Regions from separate parts of the Homo sapiens genome. Here all the other regions are linked to region 2. Evidence: chromatin loops called from intact Hi-C (ENCODE). Cell type or tissue: OCI-LY7. All regions are shown on one strand. Each heading gives the region's core, and the rest is flanking DNA. Links, peaks and the distances in the headings are about the cores only.

What was found. Hi-C counts contacts between places; a loop is a spot of excess contacts. Peaks named below come from ENCODE experiments on the same cell type or tissue, not always from the same donor. Only the 100,000 strongest peaks of a DNase experiment are listed, where the experiment ranks them.
Region 1: it touches region 2 in a loop (6-fold over the local background); 7 of 110 quality-filtered maps call a loop at or near these places.
Region 3: it touches region 2 in a loop (8-fold over the local background); 4 of 110 quality-filtered maps call a loop at or near these places.
Region 4: a loop joins it to region 2, with 10 times the contacts of the local background. A loop is called at or near these places in 6 of 110 quality-filtered maps.

The regions. Positions count from the first base shown.
Region 1 is chr10:26,695,498-26,700,979 of GRCh38, forward strand. PDSS1 (decaprenyl diphosphate synthase subunit 1) reads left to right here and starts at 2,204. Exons shown (of 12, transcript NM_014317.5): 1 at 2,204-2,343. The coding sequence starts at 2,215. RefSeq lists a silencer at 1,877-2,496 and an enhancer at 2,371-3,259. In OCI-LY7, for the core only: no CTCF peak of the experiment used is centred there; DNase peaks (open chromatin) are centred at 1,744, 2,154 and 2,264; H3K4me3 peaks cover 3,310 bases; H3K27ac peaks cover 2,342 bases.
Region 2 is chr10:26,332,791-26,338,272 of GRCh38, forward strand. No RefSeq gene overlaps it. Among named protein-coding and RNA genes, the nearest start is that of APBB1IP, 100 kb to the right of the region's middle. In OCI-LY7, for the core only: CTCF peaks have their summits at 2,469 (motif pointing right) and 2,672; DNase peaks (open chromatin) are centred at 2,031, 2,481 and 3,071; H3K4me3 peaks cover 1,038 bases; H3K27ac peaks cover 1,012 bases.
Region 3 is chr10:26,603,398-26,608,879 of GRCh38, forward strand. No RefSeq gene overlaps it. Among named protein-coding and RNA genes, the nearest start is that of FAM238A, 16 kb to the left of the region's middle. In OCI-LY7, for the core only: CTCF peaks have their summits at 3,161 (motif pointing right) and 3,360; a DNase peak (open chromatin) is centred at 3,124.
Region 4 is chr10:26,681,633-26,687,114 of GRCh38, forward strand. No RefSeq gene overlaps it. Among named protein-coding and RNA genes, the nearest start is that of PDSS1, 13 kb to the right of the region's middle. In OCI-LY7, for the core only: CTCF peaks have their summits at 3,210 (motif pointing right) and 3,420; DNase peaks (open chromatin) are centred at 1,459 and 3,219.

The DNA.
Region 1 (5,482 bases), core at 351-5,350, 360 kb after region 2:
TGGAGGGTACCTAACACTCCAACCTCAAAACGACAACCTTGATCGCTTTCAGTTACACATAGGCCATTTTGATCCATCTGTACTGGCTCTTTTCATTTGTCTAAGGGCAGCAAAATAGACTAAAGTTGTTTTCAGACTGCACAAGAGAAGTCTGTTCTTTAGCACTTACCTGCATAACTCAGATAGTGTTTTTAACTTCCTCAACTCATGCTTGGCCTAGTGGGGTCAAAAGAACTACTTGTGAATTCCGTATGTCCAATTGGTAGCTTACTGTTTTTTCTCAAGAGTTTAGCTATACAGTAACGTTGGAAGTCTTGAGGAACTTCAGCTGCTGTCCCTACTTAGCCTTGCAATACTACGGCATCTTTTTTTCTTTTTCTTTTTTTTAAAGACGGAGTCTCACTTTGTCACCTAGGCCGAAGTGCAGTGGCACAATCTCGGCTCACTGCAACCTCTGCCTCCCAGGTTCAAGTGATTCTCTTGCCTCAGCCTCCTAAGTGGTTGGGATTACAGAACATGCACCACCATGCCCAACTAATTTTTGAATATTTAGTAGAGACGGGTTTCACCATGTTGGCCAGGCTGGTCTCAAACTCCTGACCTCAAGTGATCCACCTGCCTCGGCCTCCCACAGTGCTGGGATTACAGGCTGAGCCACTGTGCCCCCGACCTACAGCATCTTTTTAAGAGCAATGTTTTCTGTTTTAATGTGGCCAAGCAATCTCTAAACGAACATGGTCTGACAAAATTGTGTAGTGACATACTTGACAACTGGGTGAGCTTGAGTGTGATACTTATTTGACCATACGGTATTTCCTCTATATGTTTCCTTATCTTTATATACAAAAAAGGGCAAATGATAATGTCTTAGTCATAGGATCAAGTACAACCCAAGTGCTTACTGCTACACTCTACTTGGCAAATTCCACCTTATGAATGTTTCTTAATATATAAACCTAATCTAAACCAAGATAAGCTACAGGTGCATATTAACAATCTTTACTCATAAAGCTTTGCATATTTTTACATACTATTCTTCAAGATGGAAAAAACACCATCAAACTGGCTTATTTTCATAGATGTCTTTATATAGTCTATGATGTCTTCATTCCATAAAAAATCCACACGATTAAATATGAAATTAATGTACCCAGCTATGAGGCTACCGCATTCTTTAACCCAAGAACAAGAAAATACATGAATCAGAGAACTGCAATTACCTACTTGCTGGTCTATTTCCTCATTAGAGTGAATTTTTTGAGGACTAAATTGCATTTCTCTATCTCTAATGCTTACCCCCTATCTCACTGGCTCTGTGTGTTTGAGTGCATGCGCTGAATGTTTATATCACTTAATTTCTGTTCGGAACACGCTGTCTCTTAGCACCAGTAGATCTGGCCTTAGAGCTAAGGAAAGAAGGCCTTTCTAACCCATAAGGGGTACTAATCCTGTACAGACTCCAATATCTCCCGGGCTGGGTACACGCAGGTTCACACCCAGGTGTGAGCAAGATTGCCAAACTATACCTATAAGGCGTTTGGAGGGGAGAGTCCAAAAGTCACGAGACCCGGCTAATTTAGCTACTATTTCACAACAACCCTGATCGTGGTCGGACTTGTTTCTAGGAAGATGCGATGGGCTGGAACTTCCTTCAAGAACAGATTGCAAAAGGCAGCCGACCAGGGCGTGTCAGGTCACTGCCAAGGGAAGCAGCAGCGGAAACCGTCGCCTCCGGCTTAGGCTGCGGAGCGGGAACCCCATTCTCTGAGTTATGTTTCTGCCTAAACACGCAGAACAAAAGAGTTCGTGGCTGCAAGGGTGGCGCGCGGTAGTATTTCTTGCTAATAAAAGGTCCCCACAGGGACATTTTTGCTATGACTGCAGGCGTGGCCAGTCTCCCTGCACAGCTTCCGGGAAGAGGTGGGGATAGGAGGCTCGCCCCGGGGAAGGTTACGCTCGGGGTCCCCAGACCAGGTCTCCGCACGCCCCTGCCCCGTCGCCTCCCGGGAGCGGCTGCAGTCCCCGTTGGCTGCAGACGGGCAGACACCCGAAGTGTCCGCGCCGGCAGCCGGACCGCAAGCGAGGAAGAGCGAACCGCGCTCCCGGGCCTGGCCGAAGCGCTTCCTGTGCCAGGTTTCCGGCTCCGGGTCCCGGGAGGAGGATCGCGGGCCAGAGGCGGAGCCGCCGCCCTGCCGCGACTTTCAGACTCCGACCATGGCCTCGCGCTGGTGGCGGTGGCGGCGCGGCTGCTCCTGGAAGCCGGCGGCGCGGAGCCCCGGGCCCGGCTCCCCCGGCCGTGCGGGACCGTTGGGGCCGAGCGCCGCTGCCGAAGTCCGCGCGCAGGTGAGGTTGGGAGGCGCGCGCCCGGCGGGGCTCAGAGGTCACGGCTCCAATGACAGCAGTGGGCGGAATGAATGGGAGCGGGGAGCACGTGCGTCGCGACGCGGGGGCGCGCGGGGTAGCTCCGGGGTAGCTCCGGGGTGGGACTCCGGAGCTGAGGGGTGCTCGCGGTGGGACGGAGCCGCGCGTTGGACTGAAGTAGGGGCGCCCTACACGGGGTTGCAGAAAGCGGTGTCCTGGGGACCCCGGGAGCGTTTTGGGGGGTGGAGAAAGCGGTGGGATCCGTGTCCTGGGGGAAGCGCAGGAGCGATCAGATTGACCGCTGCTATATGGACAAGGTTAAGCCTGGAGAGCGACTGCAGCTATTTACTTTGGAGTTAGAGGAAGACAGATCTTGCCTGAAATTTTAGAGCCAAAGTGCTCAGAGCTCTCTCCGAGAAACGGAGGATCGAATCGGCCTCGGAATAGTCCGAAAAGGTCTTGTGGAGAATGCAGGGCTGGTGCTAGGGTGGACCGGACCTTAGTTGTCCAGCAGTGGCCTCGGGAGGAGAGCACACCTGGATGGGGCTGGAATGACACTGGAAGGAGAAAGGCCCGAGGCCGTCAGGAGGAGAGAAACCCTGGAGTCATCTAAAGTCAGAATCTCAGCGATAGCCCATTCTTTCAGGGTCTCCTCTGCTGCCTTTGGGTTCCGATCTCCTTTTTCTCCCTTTCTGGTCAGTTTAGCCCCTGTAAATGGACACTGTGAGCCCTTCTGCGCTTTGTAATGATTCTCAGTGTGCCATGGGGTAGGCCCATGCTATTAGCATAACCGTGCAAAATCTATGGACTCACTGTTACTTAAGTTTATTTGAATTTAGTACTCTTTTAATTCAGATTTGGTATACTTTATGTGTCCGTGTTCTCATCAAACATCATTTCCCAGTATGAAATATATAACACTTATAAATATCTACTTTGTACCAAAGTAGATGCGTATCACAAATTATCCAAAACAAGGCTTGGGCCAGGCACAGTGGCTCACACCTGTAATCCCAGCACTTTGGGAGGCTGAGGTGGGAGAATCGGTTGAGGCCAGGAGTTTGGGACCAGCCTAGGCAACATAGCAAGACTCTGTCTCTATAAAAAATAGAAAAAATTCACCAGGTGGGGTGGTGCATGCCTGTAGTTCTACCTACTCAGGAGCCTGAGGGAGGAGGATTGTTCGATCCCAGGAGTTCAAGATTACAGTGAGCTGTTTATTGTGATAGTGCCAGTGCACTCCAGCCTGGGCAACAGTGTGAGACCCTATCTCTAAAAAATCTAAAGCAAAAAAGACGTTTGGAGACCAAGTGGCAGCTGGGCAACTAGACAATGCTAGAGAGTAAAGAGAACAGAATATGGGGGGTGAGGGGCATGTGGGAGAAGAGGCTTAGAGGAGGAAGGTAGGCTTTGCTGTGATCCATTTCAGGACTGTTCTCTCCAGACTTCAGATATTTCTAGTTCCACAGAAGAAGCCAGTATTTGAAGAGATGGGTGCATCCACCCTCTTATGCCACTACATGCTTCTTCTTCTTCTTCTTTTTTTTTTTTTTTGACACAGAGTCTCACTCTGTCGCCCAGGCTGGAGTGCAGTGGCGGAATCTCGGCTCACTGCAAACTCCACCTCCCAGGTTCAAGCGATTCTCCTGCTGCAGACTCCCAAGTAGCTGGGATTACAGGCGTACACCACGACCCCCAGCTAATTTTTGTATTTTTAGTAGAGACGGCATTTCACCATGTTGCCCAGGCTGGTCTGGAACTCCTGACCTCAAGTGATCCACCCCCTCCTCGGCCTCCCAAAGTGCGGGGATTACAGGTGTGAGCCACCACGCCTGGCCTGACACTTCTTTTTAAAAAAGTTTCTTGCCCACCAAGCAACCTTAGCCAGGGAAAGTGTGCTTTTCTGGAGAGAATATGCTTTATGGCCTCCCCGTCTGCATGACGACAAGGAGGAATTCTGTGGACTCATGATGCCAAGATCATGTATTTCTGATGTGTGTGTCAGTGATGCCTTTCACTATATGTTAATATGTTAGCATTCTGGTGTCTGCCTCAGGCATGTGTATTTTGGTTACTTCAAGTCTCTTAGGGCCTGATAGTCCTTGGGGACACAGAACTACAATAACTAAGCCACAGGGACAAAGAGCGGCAATAATTAAGCCACGTCTTGCTCTCCACCAGAGCTCTACTACCTCCTAATGGTTGTACATTCTTCTGACTTCACTAGTAGTGTGAACAAATATTGTAATACAATAAAAACCAGTGTGCATGTGATCGTGCCAAATCACTTCTCAATATATCTTTGATTTTTTTTTTTAATTTATTTTTTTAGAGACGGGGACTTTTTGTGTTGGCCAGGTTGGTCTTGAACTCTTGGACTCAAGCCATTCCCCCCTCCCCCCCACCCCGCTTGAGGATTGGCACACGGCCATGTATTTGATTCTTACCCAGCACTTTCTCTTTAGCTGAGCGTGGTGGCTCACGCCTGTAATCCCAACAGTTTGGGAGGCCGAGGCAGGAGAATCCCTTTAGCTCAGGAGTTCGAGACCAGCCTGGGCCACTTAGTGAGACCTCCTGATATGGTTTGGCTCTGTGTGCCCACCCACATCTATCTCGAATTGTAATCCCCAATTATATTTGGGGACCAGGGAGGGTCAAGGGAGGGACCAGGTGGAGGTAATTGGATCATGGGGGTGGATTCCCCCATGCTGTTCTCATGATAGGGAGTTCTCACAAGATCTGCTGGTTTTATAAGTGTTTGGTAGTTCCTCCTGTGTTCATTCTGTCTCCTGCCGCCTTGTGAAGAAGGTGCTTGTTTCTCCTTCTCCTTCTTCCACCATGATTCTAAGTTTCTGAGGCCTCCCCAGCCATTCAGAACTGTGAGTCAATTAAACCTCTTTCCTATAATTATAGATTGCCCAGTCATGGGTAATTTCTTTATAGCAGTGTGAGAATGGACCAATACAGATAATTGGTACCAAAGTAGTTGGCATTGATATAAGATACCTGAGAATGTGGAAATTACTTTGGAACTGGGTAACAAGCAGAGGTTGGAATAGTTTGGAGGGCTCAGAAGAAGAAAGGAAGATGTAGGAAAGTTTGGAAATTCCTAGAGTCTTGT
Region 2 (5,482 bases), core at 179-5,178:
TCAGGAGGATCCCAGCAGCTGCCAGTGAGATTTTCCCGGGAACCCTTTTGAAGGGTCCTGTGGGTAAAAAATGCACATCTCTTTCACTACTGGGGAAGAACGGAGATCAAGAGCAGACATGCTCAAAAGGTGAGTTAACCAGATTGTATGACAGGAGCCTATTGTTTTCCTATCTGGGATTGATAAGCCATTTGTCCGGTACGACCGTGGGAAGAAATAGGGCTCGCTCGTACACCCACTTTGCATTTTGGTTAAGATCAGGTTTTGAGTTGGTTTTGAGTCTTTTTGCCCAGTGCACTCCCCCTTATGTTGTCCAAACTTTGCCTCCACTTATTTGTGTATTGGTCTTATTTCCTTTGATATCATGTAAACTTGAAAATGGAAGGTATTGGGTCCATTCCTGCTGGGAGGCCTCTGGGAAGGAAAAATATTTTTTAGAAGCTCAGTGGTTGAGAGTCAGCTTAACTGAAAGCTAACATCTAAGATGTGTATATGTATGTGGGTGTGTTTGTATTTAAAAGGCCTTCATGTTTTTGTTTTTGTTTTTGTTTATTTCTCTCCTAGGACCTTGTCTTTTTGAGCAAAAGTTTTTTCTTCTCAGTTAACTGAATTCTGTTTTCTTCATTAATAGCTATTTCAACAGAAGCTACTCTGGGGCTTTTTTTTTTTTTTTTTTTTTTTTTTTGAGACGGAGTCTCGCTGTGTCTCCCAGGTTGGAATGCAGTGGCGCGATCTTACTCTGGGGCTTTTAAGAGAAAGTGTAATTTAGACACTTAGAAATGTCTTTGTTTGGAAAAAAAATTTTTAAAGTGCACTGTAAAAGCATCACATGGTCTAACCTCATAATACTTCTACCTTTTTGAAAACCCAGGATTCAGTGTGGGCTCTGCCCGGAACTCAAAGATACAGTTAAAAGATAGGAGAAAGGAGGTCTTACAAATCTATAAAATGGTTTTCTATTGGCATGCCTAATATGTCTATGTATTTATGTCTTGTGTACACCATGTTTCACTATTGAAAATATATAAAAGAGTTCTGATTAATTGGCTCAAAGAAAAATAAAAGTGCTTAAATATTTTAACAGAAAAATAGAAAAGACTAGTCAAATGCTTTTTCAAGTTATGTGACTAAAAGAAAATCTTTAATAAACAAGCTAGCTTTAAAAATTATTGGTAAAGTAATATTAGAGATGTCTTAAGAGTTGCCGACATACATTTTTGTTTGCATTTATTGATCACACAATTTCATACTTATCTCTACCAAATACTATAAGGTGTCAAAATTTGGCATAGAAGCTACAAAACTATAATTTATCCCAAAACAGAATGATCTTTGCTTGTGTAATTTCTAATAAATGAAACATTAATATTGGTTTAATGGAGATAGCTAAATCTTGAATTATTTAGTAAAAATATCCTAACTTATAATCTTGTGGCCTTAGGCAGTCTAGTCCACAGACATGAAGGAAGTTTGTTCTGGGAAAGGACTGTTATCTTTGTTTCAAAGCTAAACTATAAGCTAAGTTAATGAACAAGAATAGCTTGGAGGCTAGAAACAAGTCAGTTAGGTCAGGTCGTTTTCACTGTCTCAGTTACAATTTTGCAATGGCGGTTTCATAACTTTAAATGATGACTATTGCAGTTTTCATAAATAATCTAGGTAAATGATTAAAATAAGTAGATAAATGTAATGGAATACTCATAAACAAACTTGCCATAATTTCGAATCTAAAGTTATATTAAATTAAACAACGGATATTTCATTATTTGGGTATTCTCCAATAAAATACATTGTAGGAAAACATTCTTTTTTAGTTCTAATTTCCTTGAAAAAACTTTCTGCTGCTTGCTCTTTCTCAACTCCCTCTTGAAGGCAAATGACTTAGATTTGCTCTTCTGGGGTTATTTTCTAGATTTCATGGGAATTCTTTATTCCTTTTATTCTTTTTTTCTCCACTGGCTATGCATTTTCAAATAGTCTGTCTTTGAGCTCACTACTTCTTTCTTCTGCCTTATTAGTTCTGCTGTTGAGACCTTCTGATGCATTTTTCAGTTCAGCCAATGTATTTCCCAGTTCTAAAATTTGTTTAATTTTTTAAAAAATTATTTCAATCTGCTTGTTAAATTTCTCTGATACATTTCTGAATTGCTTTTATATGTTATTTTGGAGTTTGCAGTTTCCTCAAAACTGCTAGTTTGGATTCTTCATCTGAGAACTTACATATCACTATTTCATTAGGGTCAGTACTGGAATCTTGCTCTGTCCGTTTAAGGAGGTCATGGTTCCCTATTTGCTGTTGTTTATTATAAACATACAACTATGTCTTCGCATTGAAGGATTCGTTATTTTTTCCAGTCTTTGCTGTCTGTGTTACTTTGCTCTTACTAGCATATGTGTGTTTAGAGGTTACCCGTGAAATTTGCCTGTTAATTCCCTTAGCACTAGATCACTACCTCCTTTTTGGCACTAGATGGTGCCCTAAGACCAGGTTTGCCGCAGCTTTTGCAGCCTTTCAAAGCACTGCCGATCTTGGAAAGAAGGTGTCCCAGAGGGGATTCCCTGGCTGGGTGGGAAAGCTGGCTAGGGGTTTGTGCCCTCAAGGATCCAGGCAGTGCACCTCCTACAGCATGGTGCTGCCAAACTGCCTCTCTGATTTGGCATCTCTTTGCCCGGGATGGAGAGCAGCTCCCAAGTTGTATGCACTGGGGCTGCTTGCCCCACCTCTTCTGTCTAGCTCCCAGATGCCCTCAGGGTCCTTCTGGCTGCAGACACTCATGATGCTTCCCATGGGCTGAGACAGGAACAGCTTTCCTGCATAGGAATTCAAGATATTGGGGAAGATGGCTGTCCACCTTGACCTCCCTTTTTCCGGTGCTGAAAGCGTGAGTGCTGGGTGACATTTCCAGGAAGTGCCTCGCAGTTTGAAGGAAGGCTATTATGGATAGAGAAATCAATTTATCGTATGTTCTGCTTGCAGTTTTTCACGTCTTTGTGTCTCCAGGGATTGTCACAGCCTCGGTTTTGAGTTCTTGGATATTGGTGGTGATGATCTTTACACTGGCTAGTTCTGTTTCATTTTCTGTATGGGAGAGTGAAGTCAGATTACTTCTTCTCTGCCATTTTGGTGACATCACCTTAACCCTTATACTTTTTCACATCAGTGTGGAAAGCTTAAATTCTTCCATTTTTTGTCCTATATATTTTCAAAATAGATTTTTTTAAATGCCTCCCCCAAAAAAGGAGTTGTAAAATCATATCTTTTAAAAATTATATTAAATCCAGAGTTTTGTTTTTGTTTCTTAACAAGCACATTTAAACCCTCTAAGCATGTGCCTTGTTTGAATGGGATTGAATGTAATGGTAGTTGCTTTGGAGTTTCTAGGCCTGAATTGCTCCAACTTTGCTTTTACTCATCCAAACCCTGCTTTGGGAAAATTGAAATCCATGAATATTAAAAATTCAAATTTTCACATAATTAATCTGAGTAATACATTTTACTATGAAAGAACTCAAAATGTGCTTTTAAAAGGTTTCACTTCTAGTTTCTCCTAAGAGTTTCACTGCAGCCTTTAAAATACCCTTTTCCAAAACTCTATGTAATTTTCATAAATATATCAATGGAGTATGTGTTTTTATGCATATCAAAATAGGTTTCTTACTGGTTCCCACTTCTCTAACCATCAAGAATAGTGATACTGGTCTGGCTCACAGTGGCCTGTAAGCCCAGCACTTTGGGAGACTGAGGCGGGAGAATCACTTGAGGCCAGGAGATCAAGACCAGCCTGTGCAATAAAGTTAGATGTAAAAAAAAAAAAAGAATAATGATTCTTTATTTTATTTTTATTTTTTTTAAGACAGAGCCCAGGCTGGAGTGTAGTGGTGCCATCTCAGCTCACCACAATCTCCGCCTCCCTGGTTCTAGCGATTCCACCGAGTAGCTGGGATTATAGGTGCACGCAACCACACCCTGCTAGTTTTTTTTATCTCTTTATTTGTATTTTTAGTAGAGATGGAGTTTCACCATGTTGGCCAGGCCAGTCTCGAACTCCTGACCTCAGGTGATGAACCCGCCTCGGCCTCCCAAAATGCTGGGATTACAGGTGTGAGCCACCGCACCTGGCTGAATAATGATACTTTCAAAGAGCTAATCTCCTGGTCCAACATTCCACCTTTCACACCATCTCCCACTCTCTCACCAAAGTGTCCTATAACTGCCCTCCTTAAAACTTTTTACATCTGCAAAACTAAGTCCAAATTCCCGAGCATGACATACAAACCCTTTATGATCCAGTTCTTTCTTATCTCTCCAACCTAAGCTCTTGACAATTTCTCCTTTCCAAGCCCCAAGTCACCCACCACTTCCTCTTCCAGCCTCTCCAACTATGTTGGACTCCCCAACGCACTACACAGAGTATACTAGTACAGGGTGTGGCCTGTTCTGTGCCTAGGCCTGAATGGTTGCAAACACCTAAGCATGTGAGCAATTTATTTGTGTATTTGGCTGTTTCCCTCCTCAGGCTGTGGGTTTTTTGAGGCCTGGGATTATGCTCTATTATATTCATGTACCCACACTGTGCCTGACACATGGTAGGTGCTGATAAATATTTTATGAATATAAAAGTTGAAATAATTGAAATAAATAAGAATAACCAATGTTTACACAGAAGACAATACTCAGAAACTCATAAGGGACAGGAATTTTATTTGATGCTGTACATTACTGTTAGTAAAGGTGACCATTAACACAGTTGGATCCTCAAATGTTGATGAATGATCTAAAAAATGGAAAACTGTCTTTAAGCCACATATTGAGCAAAATAAAACATTACTGGTAGATGCATTATATTGCATTTAATAAAATGTGTCAATACTTATAAAAGTATTGCCTTTATGGAAACTCTTGAAGCAGAATCATTGTCTGGGGTAAATACCCAAGGTTCATCATCTCACACCAGGGGAATTGAGGACACAAATACATAAGAAGTGAGTATAAGAGTGGAGATTTAATAGGCAAAAGAAAGAAAAAAATAGAATAGTTCTGTCTCCTGCAGACAGAGGGGTGCCAGAGTGGGTCTTCTGGTTCTGAGGTGAAATGCATGGGGTTTTATAGCCAAGCTTGAGGAGGTGGTGTCTTATTTACATAGGACTCAAGAGATTGGTTGGGCCAGGTGTGCTGTTTACATAGCATGCGAAGAAGCTGGCTGCCTCACTCTAATATTTTATTATGCAAATAGACTCTTTACCTGGCCAGCACCATGTCGGCTTCTTTACTGCACACATGGTTGACAAAGAAAAGGGAAGATGGAGCCTCCATGTTGAACATACTTGGCCCCACGTAGCCTTTTCCTGTTGGCCAAGCTGCTGTCGTTCACCCGCGCAAGCTTCCAGTTTGCTTGCCTATGTCTGCAGCTCGATTTTTAAGGCTGCTCTTTGTTAGAAAAGAAATGATTTGGGGGCTGCTTTTCATTAAAAGGAAAACCTT
Region 3 (5,482 bases), core at 195-5,194, 270 kb after region 2:
AATGGTCCATAGAACTACTCAGCTACAAGTGACTCATGGGATGAAGTGACTCATGGCCAGGGAGTGTCTCCAACATGGATAAACTGGACAGAGAGAGAATTCACATCCCAGACGAGACGGAGCAAGACTTCATCATGCTACTCAGAATAGTGAGCACTTTAAACTTATGAATTGCTTATTTCTGGAATTTTGCATTTAATATTTTTAGACCATGGTTGACCACAGGGAAGTGAAATTGTGGAAAGAGAATGCAGATAAGGGAGAAACTTCTGTATTACAAATGCTAAGAAGCTCAATAGGAATTTTTTAAATTCACAAAAAACGAAGCCTTCTACTTCAACAAATTCTACTTTCTCATCAGAAGAATGAAATATCTGTAGATAACTTACCACAAGCAAAAACTAACAGACTTCCACAAGACAATAAGTTGTGCTGTCTCAGATACCACAATAGAAAAAAAAAATCCTAAAATGAAATTTAGAGATTTCTCGGGTTTTTAGCAATGTATGCTCTTTTAGGATCCTCTGATAAGTCACAAGAAGCATATAGGAAAACTTCAAAGGTGGGTCAAAAGATGACTAAAGGAGTGGAAATTAGTACAGGTAAGAAAAATCCAGAAAAGTAAAATTATGCATCCAGAAACAATACATAAGAGGCTTAGACACAGTATCATGGTCAAGCTTCTCCATGGCCAATAACCAAAGTAAAAGCAACAGAATTCAGCACAAGGGAGTTAACTTTCAGCAATGTGAGTTATTAAACTTCGAATGTGTCACCAAGAAAAATAATGGAATTCCCTTCTCGGTGACAGTTAAAATAATGGAAAAGCTTTAGGAAGAGCAAAAAATTTCCACAAGAATAGAAAAACATATTTTGCTATTATGTATTATGTTTACTTTAGAACTACTATGATAGAAATATTGGTATATGTAATGTGTGACGAAAGAATGTATGTGATCAAGTTATAAATGCTGCTCAAAAAAATCACATATACTGTCAGGATGTAGGAACACCTGTTCTTTTTTTCTAGGCATCTTTTAAGCAAAATAACTGCCTTGTCTATGCCTTGTTTAAGAAGTGGTGCATCTTAACTTCCTGTAACAAAATATTCTAATGGTTCTGCACTTCCTTTGCTAGCTTTAGTGTTTTAAATTCTAAGCAGTAATCTCCAGTGTTGGCAGGCCAACGAGAGAAAACAAGAGAATTGCCTTTCCTCTTTAAATGCTTACCACGTGGGGTTGTAAATTAGGTCAGCCATGTGGAAAGCAGTTCGGAGATTCTCCAAGAACTTAAAACGTAACTACTGTTCAACCCGGCAATCCCATTACTGGGTATATATCCAAAAGAAAACAAATCATTCTATCAACAACACACCTACGTTCGTCACAGCACTATTCACAATAGCAAAGACATGGAATCAAGTCAGTGACTATCAACTATGGGTTGGATAAAGAAAATGTGATACATATAAATCATGGAATACTATACAGCCATAAAAAAGAATGAAATCATGTTGGTGTGCTGCGCCCATTAACTTGTCATTTAGCATTAGGTATATCTCCTAATGCTATCCCTCCTCCCTCCCCCCACCCCACAACAGTCCCCGGTGTGTGACGTTCCCCTTCCTGTGTCCATGTGTTCTCATTGGTCAATTCCCACCTATGAGCGAGAACATGCGGTGTTTGGTTTTTTGTCCTTGCGATAGTTTGCTGAGAATGATGGTTTCCAGTTTCACCAACATGGCACATGTATACATAAGTAAGAAACCTGCACGTTGTGCACATGTACCCTAAAACTTAAAGTACAATAATAATAACATAAAAAAATTTAAAAAAAAAGAATGAAATCATGTCCTTTGAAGCAACATAGATATAGCTGTAGGCCATTATCCTAAATGAATTAACACAGCAACCGAAAACCAAATACTGCATATTCTCACTTATAAATGGGAGCTCAACATTGGGTACTCATGGACATAAAGATGGCAACAATAGACATTGGGGACTTCTGGGGAGCGGAAGCGTTGAAAAACGATTGGGTATTATGCTCACTACCTCGGTGAGGGGATCAGTCATACCCCAAACCTCAGGGTTATGCAATATGTCCATGTAATAAACCTCCACATTTCCCCTGAATCTAAAATAAAAGTTGCAATTATAAAATTAAAAAACAAATAAATAAATATTTCCCACGTATCTATTAGGTTCTTTGACATCCATCGAGGGATAATGTTGCTCTATGATGAAGTCAAATAATCCCCTGGAGATAAAAAGGACATAGTATCGGTGTCCCTCAGAACACAGCATCCAATATCCAGGTACCTAAATCCCTCGACATCTATGAATTCATTAGATCAGGCTCAAGATGTTAAAACTTGAAGAATAAGGTTTTACTGCCAAAACAGCCAAAAAGCAATATTTCTTCAATATCAATCAAAAATGAAAATATGTTTCTAAGATCATATGAGATTCTACCTTATGTTACAAATTTGATTACTTCAATAAACATCCATTGGGTACCTGCTGTACCTACTGTATGCTAAGCCCTGGGCAAGTGCTAGGAAAAAGAATGGTAAGACCCAGAACCCAGACCTCAAAGAGTACATGCTCTACTAGGGAAGAAGAACATATGAAGAAATCATGATGTTACATTATAATAAATGCAATACCAGAATTATATAAAATGAATAGCGATAACAGAGCAGAGAATGATTATTTGTGGTAGGTCATTTAAGGCTTCACACATGAGGTGACAAAAAATTGGCAAATGTCTGAGGTTAAAATATTTAAAGTTGTACCAGGATTCAGCAAACATGTAATAAATAAAATATATAAAGTGCAAATGTATCATACTTTCTATTCTCATTTTAACCAACTATTCTAGTTACCTGCCTAACCACTAGCATGGACTGCACTGAATAAGAGGAAATCTGGAAGCAAATTTCAGCTGTAGATATGATTTGGAAATCACTAAAACCCAGTTAAAATAGTAAGTGTAGATTAGCATTTGTCTAATATCTATCTATGTCTCATATGTATATACACACACCATACACTGTATATGAGAGTATGTCATATTAGCCAGTGGAGGCATGTCAAGGATGAAGTGCTTAATCATATGCATTAAATGCTAGGGAGATCCGTGAACTATAACTGAAACATGACCACTAGATGGAGCAATTTCAGTGACATGGTGTGAATCCAGGCAGAACTGACCCAGAAAGCAAATGGGTAGTTAGAAATAATGCCTTGTTCAATTCCCACCTATGAGTACATATGTAACTAACCTGCACATTGTGCACATGTACCCTAAAACTTAAAGTGTAATAATAACAAAATAAAAAATAAAAAAAAAAGAAATAATGCCTCGTGAAAGTAGACAACTCTCCACGGGCCAGGATGACCAGAAGCTCAGTAAATGTTGCTGAGGTAAGAGACAGAGCAGCTGTGACAAGTGCGATGACTTCTTTGCTCTTATACATTTCCTTCATTTTGTTCGCATATTCTTCCTGGTCCAAATCTGTATTTACTATGCTGAAAACTTTAATATAGGATCCATATTCTAAATGATCCTAGTTTGTGTAAGGCATTTTTTCTTAAGTATTTCCAATAACTTTTAAAAACTACATTAACTTTTAAAATGGAAACAGAACTCCTCGTAAAGAAGGTTTTTTTGTTTGAAGGAACATCTTGCTAAGTCTGCTTGAAGAAGACGGGATTTTGTAAGCACACATGCCAGCAGGTACCAAAATCTCGGAGAATGATGGAAGCCCCACTGTATGAAAGGGGAAGAATTGATTGCTTTTGCTCTTTTGAAAAAAAAAATTCCTCCTCCATCTTCCCTACAGAAATCTTCAGCAAGACGCTCTCTGTTCTTAAAGACGTTGTGTGCATTTGGTTTGCTGTTTGTGTTCATCCTTTTGATGAGGCTGAGTTTCACATCTGGGTCAGCCTAGTAGGAAATAGGTACTATCACACATATCAAAGCTGGAGTCCAGGTAGAGGGGAGACACAAGACAGAGGATACACCTGGGGAATCCCAGGAATTGGGAAGAGAGTTTTGGATTTCTGGAGGCTACAGAATTGAGCAATTTGAGTCACTTCCCGTACCTCCCCAGTGTATGAGTGGTACGGAGGCCCTCATCCGTAACTGGGGTGCATCCTACATTATAAGTTTTTTGAGAAACGGGACTGTTGGGTCTTATACTTCTTTTTCTAATCTCCTAAAAAACCTACATGGCATTAAGCACAATAGAAAATGTTACAAATATTTATTTGAAATATTGTATTTTATTTATAAGAAAACAGAAAATACTCAACTTCACAGCACATAAATAAGCATTTTTTCCAACTGTCTTGTACAATTTTTTAAAATGTAATTTCTTATTCAGACTTAAAAAAAGAAGAAAATCTTGCCATTTGCAACAACATGGATGAAGCTCAAGGACATTATGTTAAAGTGAAATAAGCCAGACACAGAAAGACAAATACTGCATAATCTCACTTATATGGGGAATCTAAAAAAGTCAAACTCATAGAAATAGAGAGTGTAATGGTGGTGAGCAGCGTCGATGAGGTAGGGGAAATGGGGAGATGTTGTTCAAAGGACACGAAGTTGCAGTTATAAGATGAATAAGTCCTGAAGACCAAATGGATAGACTGTGGTTGATAATAACACCTTGTACCTTTGAAATTTGCTAAGAGAGCAGATCTTAAGTATTCTCACCACAAAAAAGTAACTATGTGAGGTAATGTATATGTTAATTAGCTTCATTGTGGTAATCATTTCAAAACATATACATATATCAAAACATCACATTGTACACCTTAAATGTAAACAATTTTTAATGTCAATTATACTTGAGTAAAGCGGGGGGAAAATGGTCACTTTCATAGTTTAAAAAATGTAATTTTCTTAAATTCTTGGTCATCAATCATAGACTTATAAAATAAAACAAGCAACAAACAAAAATGTAATTTTCTAACCTCAGTAAATCTAGTTCACTAAAATGAGCCAAAATTTCTAATGATCCAACTCTGAACCATGATTCTGCAGCACACAGCACTACTGCGCCTTAAAGAGAAACATTTATTGGCCTGGCGTGGTGGCTCACACCTATAATCCCAGCAATTTGGGAGGCTGAGGTGGGTGGATCACGAGGTCAGGAGTTTGAGACCAGCCTGACCAACATGGTGAAATCCCGTCTCTACCAGCCTGACCAACATGGTGAAATCCCATCTCTACCAAAAATACAAAAAAAAAAAAAAATTAGCTGGGTGTGGTGGCAGGCGCCTGTAATCCCAGCTACTCAGGAGGCTGTGACAGCAGAATCACGTGAATCTGGGAAGGCTGAGGTTGCAGTGAGCCTAGATCATGCCACTGCACTCCCACCTAGGCAACAAGAGTGAGACTCCACCTCAAAAAAAAAAAAAGAGAAACATTTATTTTAAAAAATTATTTTAATAAAAAATAAAATAGTCCC
Region 4 (5,482 bases), core at 265-5,264, 350 kb after region 2:
ATACTCACATGCATAATGTTACAGGTAACATCATCCTGATCTGTTCAAAACCATTTTAAACATGAAAAACATCTTTCTCTGTCATTAAAAACCAACTTGTAGACAGTAGCCCCCCCTTATCTGCAGAGGATGTGTACCAACACCCCCAGGGGAATGACTGAAACCACAGATAGTACCAAACTCTCTATATACTATGATTTTTCCTATACATACCTATGATAAAGTTTAATTTATAAATTAGGTACAGTAACAGATTAACAACAATAATAATAAAATAGAACAATTATAAAAACATGCCAGCATCACTACTCTTGCACTTTGGGACCATTGTTAACTAAAATCAAGGTAACTTGAACACAAGCACTGAGTCCTGCAATGGTCCATAGAACTACTCAGCTACAAGTGACTCATGGGATGAAGTGACTCATGGCCAGGGAGTGGCTCCAGCATGGATAAACTGGACAGAGAGAGAATTCACATCCCAGACGAGACGGAGCAAGACTTCATCATGCTACTCAGAATAGTGAGCACTTTAAACTTATGAATTGCTTATTTCTGGAATTTTGCATTTAATATTTTTAGACCATGGTTGACCACGGGGAAGTGAAATTGTGGAAAGTGAGAATGCAGATAAGGGGGAAACTTCTGTATTACAAATGCTAAGAAGCTCATCAACAGGAATTTTTTAAATTTACAAAAAAGGAAGCCTTCCACTTCAACAAATTCTACTTTCTCATCAGATGAATGAAATATCAGTAGATAACTTACCACGAGCAAAAACTAACAGACTTCCACAAGACAATAAGTTGTGCTGTCTCAGACACAACAATAGAAAAAAAATCCTAAAATGAAATTTAGAGATTTCTCAGGTTTTTAGCAATGTATGCTCTTTTAGGATCCTCCGATAAGTCACAGGAAGCATATAGGAAAACTTCAAAGGTGGGTCAAAAGATGACTAAAAGAGTGGAAATTAGTAGTTGTAAGAAAAATAGAGAAAAGTAAAATTATTCATCCAGAAATAATACATAAAAGACTTAGATACAGTATCATGATCAAGCTTCTCCATGGCAAATAACCAACGTAAAATCAACAGAATTCAGTACAAGGGAGTTAAGTTTCAGCAATGTGAGTTATTAAACTTCGAATGTGTCACCAAGAAAAATAATGGAATTCCCTTCTCAGTGACTGTTAAAATAATGGAAAAGCTTTAAGAAGATCAAAAAATTTCCACAAGAATAGAAAAACACATTTTACTATTATGTATTTTATTTACTTTAGAACTGCTGCAATAGAAATATTGACATATCTAATGTGTGACGAAAGAATGTATGTGACCAAGTTATAAATGCTGCTCAAAAAATAACGTGTACTGTCAGGATGTAGGAACACCTGCTCTTTTTTTCTAGGCATCTTTTAAACAAAATAACTGCCATGTCTATGCCTTGTTTAAGAAGTGGTGCATCTTAACTTCCTGTAACAAAATGTTCAAATGGCTCTGCACTTCCTTTGCTAGCTTTAGTGTTTTAAATTCTAAGCTTCAATCTCTAGTGTTGGCAGGCCAACGAGAAAAAACAGAGAATTGTCTTTTCTCTTTAAATGCTTACCACGTGGGATTGTAAATTAGGTCAGCCATGTGGAAAGCAGTTCGGAGATTTCTCCAAGAACAAAACATAACTACTGTTCAACCCGGCAATCCCATTACTGGGTATATATCCAAAAGAAAACAAATCATTCTATCAAAAACACACGTGCCCTCATATGTTCATCACAGCACTATTCACAATAGCAAAGACATGGAATCAAGTTAGTGCCTATCAACTGTGGATTGGATAAAGAAAATGTGGTACATATAAATCATGGAATACTATACAGCCATAAAAAGAATGAAACCATGTCCTTTGCAGCAACATAGGTGTAGCTGTAGGCCATTATCCTAAATGAATTAATACAGGAACAGAAAACCAAATACTACATATTCTCACTTATAAGAGTGAGCTAAACATTAGGTACTCCTGGACATAAAGATAGCACTAATAGATACTAGTGACCTCTGGGGAGGAGAAAGGTTGAAAAACGATTTGGTACTTTACTCAATACCTTGGTGAGGGGATCAGTCGTACCCCAAACCTCAGGGTTATGCAATATACCCACGTAATAAACCTGCATATTTCCCCAGAATCTAAAATAAAAGTTGCGATTATAAAAAAATAAACAAACAAATAAATAAATACTTACCACGTATCTATTAGGTTCTTTGACATCCATCGAGGGATAATGTTCCGGTATGATGAAGTCTAATAATCCCCTGGAGATAAAAAAGACGTAGCATCAGTGTCCCTCAGAACACAGTATCCAATATCCAAGTACCTAAATCCCTCAACATCTATGAATTCATTAGATCAGGCTCAAGATGTTAAAACTTGAAGAATAAGGTTTTACTACCAAAACAGCCAAAAAGTAATATTTCTTCAATCCCAATCAAAAATCAAAATATGTTTCTAAGATCATATGAGGTTCTACATTATTATGTTTCAAATTTGATTAGTTCAATAAACATCCATTGAGTACCTGCTATACCTACTACATGTAAAGCCCTGGGCAAGTGCTAGGAAAAAGAATGGTAAGACCCAGAACCCAGACCTCAAAGAGTACATGCTCTACTAGGGAAGAAGAACATATGAAGAAATCATGATGTTAAATTATAATAAATGCAATACCAGAATTATATAAAATGAACAGTGATAACAGAGCAGAGAATGATTATTTGTGGTAGGTCATTTAAGGCTTCACACATGAGGTTACAAAAAATTGGCAAATGTCTGAGGTTAAAATATTTAAAGTTGTACCAGGATTCAGCAAACATGTAATAAATAAAATATATAAACTGCACATGTATCATATTTTCTATTCCCATTTTAACCAACTATTCTAGTTACCTGCCTAACCACTAGTATGGACTGCACCGAATAAGAGGAAATCTGGAAGCAAATTTCAGCTGTAGATATGATTTGGAAATTACTAAAACCCAGTTAAAATAGTAAGTGTAGATTAGCATTTGTCTAATATCTATCTATGTCTCATATGTATATACACACACCACACACTGTATATGAGAGTATGTCATATTAGCCAGTGGAAGTATGTCAAGGATGAAGTGCTTAATCATATGCATTAAATGCTAGAGAGATCCGTGAACTATAACTGAAACATGACCACTAGATGGAGCAATTTCAGTGACATGGTGTGAATCCAGGCAGAACTGACCCAGAAAGCAAATGGTAGTTAGAAATAATGCCTCGTGAAAGTAGACAACTCTCCACCGGCCAGGATGACCAGAAGTTCAGTAAATGTTGCCGAGGTAAGAGACAGAGCAGCTGTGACAAGTGCGATGACTTCTTTGCTCTTATACATTTCCTTCATGTTTTTGCATATTCTTCCTGGTCCAAATCTGTATTTACTATGCTGAAAACTATAATATAGGATCCATATTCTAAATGATCCTAGTTTGTGTAAGGCATTTTTTCTTAAGTATTTCCAACTTTTAAAAACTGTATTAACTCAACAAATGGAAAAAGAACTCCTCCTAAAGAAGACTTTTTGTTTGAAGGAACATCTTGCTAAGTCGGCTTGAGGAAGACGGGATTTTGTAAGCACAGATGCCAGCAGGTACCAAGATCTTGGAAAATGATGGAAGCCACACTGCATGACCCAAGGGGAAGAATTTATTGCTTTTGCTCTTTTGAAAAAAAATCCCTCCTCCATCTTCCCCACAGAAATCTTCAGCAAGATGCTCTCTGTTCTTAAAGACGTTGTGTACATTTGGTTTGCTGTTTGTGTTCATCCTTTCGATGGGGCTGAGTTTCACATCTGGGTCAGCCCAGTGTGAAATAGGTACTATCACACATATCAAAGCTGGAGTCCAGGTAGAGAGGAGACACAAGACAGAGGATACACCCGGGGAATCCCAGGAATTGGGAAGAGAGCTTTGGATTTCCAGAAGCTGCAGAATTGAGCAATTTGAGTCACTTCCCCCACCTCCCTAGTGTGTGAGTGGTATGGAGAACCTCATTGGTAACTGGGGTGCATCCTACATTATAAGTTTTTTGAGAAACGGGACTATTGGGTTGTATACTTCTTTTATTAATCTCCTAAAAAACCTACATGGTGCTTAGCACAATAGGAAATTTTACAAATATTTATTTGAAATATTGCATTTTATTTATAAGAAAATGGAAAATACTTAACTTCACAGCACATAAATAAGCATTTTTTCCAACTGTCTTGTACAATTTTTTTAAATGTAATTTCTTATTCAGACTTAAAAAAGAAGAAAATGTTGCCATTTGCAACAACATGGATGAAGCTCAAGGACATTATGTTAAAGTGAAATAAGCCAGACACAGAAAGACAAATACTGCATAATCTCACTTATACGGGAAACCTAAAAAAGTCCAACTCATAGAAATAGAGAGTGGAATGGTGGTGACCAGGGGTCAATGAGGTAGGGGATATGGGGAGATGTTGTTCAAAGGACACGAAGTTGCAGTTATAAGATGAATAAGTCCTGAAGACCAAATGGATAGACTATAGTGGATAATAACACCTTGTACCTTTGAAATTTGCTAAGAGAGCAGATCTTAAGTATTCTCACCACAAAAAAGTAACTATATGAGGTAATGCATACGTTAATCAGCTTCATTGTGGTAATCATTTCAAAACGTATACATATGTCAAAACATCACCTTGTACATCTTAAATGTACACAATTTTTGTCAATTATACCTGCGTAAAGCTGGGGAAAAATAGTCACTTTCATAGCTTAAAAAATGCAATTTCCTTAAATTCTTGGTAATCAATCATAGACTTACAAAATAAAACAAGCAAACAAACAAAAATGTAATTTTCTAACCTCAGTATCTCTAGTTCACCATAATGAGCCAAAATTTCTAATGATCCAGTTCTGAACCATGATCCTGCAGCATGCAGCACTACTGCACCTTAAAGAGAAACATTTGGCTAGGCGTGGTGGCTCAGGCCTGTAATCCCAGCACTTTGGGAGGCCGAGACGGGCGGATCACAAGGTCAAGAGATTGAGACCATCCTGGCTAACATGGTGAAACCCCGTCTCTACTAAAAATACAAAAAAAAAAAAAAAAAAAAAAAATTAGCCAGGCATGGTGGGGGGGTGCCTGTGGACCCAGCTACTCAGGAGGCTGAGGAGGGAGAATGGCATGAACCTTGGAGGTGGAGCTTGCAGTGAGCCAAGATCACGCCACTGCACTCCAGCCTGGGCGACAGAGCTACACTCCATCTCAAATAAATAAATAAATAAATAAATAAATAAAACAAAACAAAAAAAGAAACATTTATTGGCCAGGTGCAGTGGCTCACGCCTGTAATCGCAGCACTTTGGGAGGCCAAGGCAGATATATAACAAGTTCAGGAGTTTGAGACCAGCTTGGCCAAAATGGTGAAATCCCAT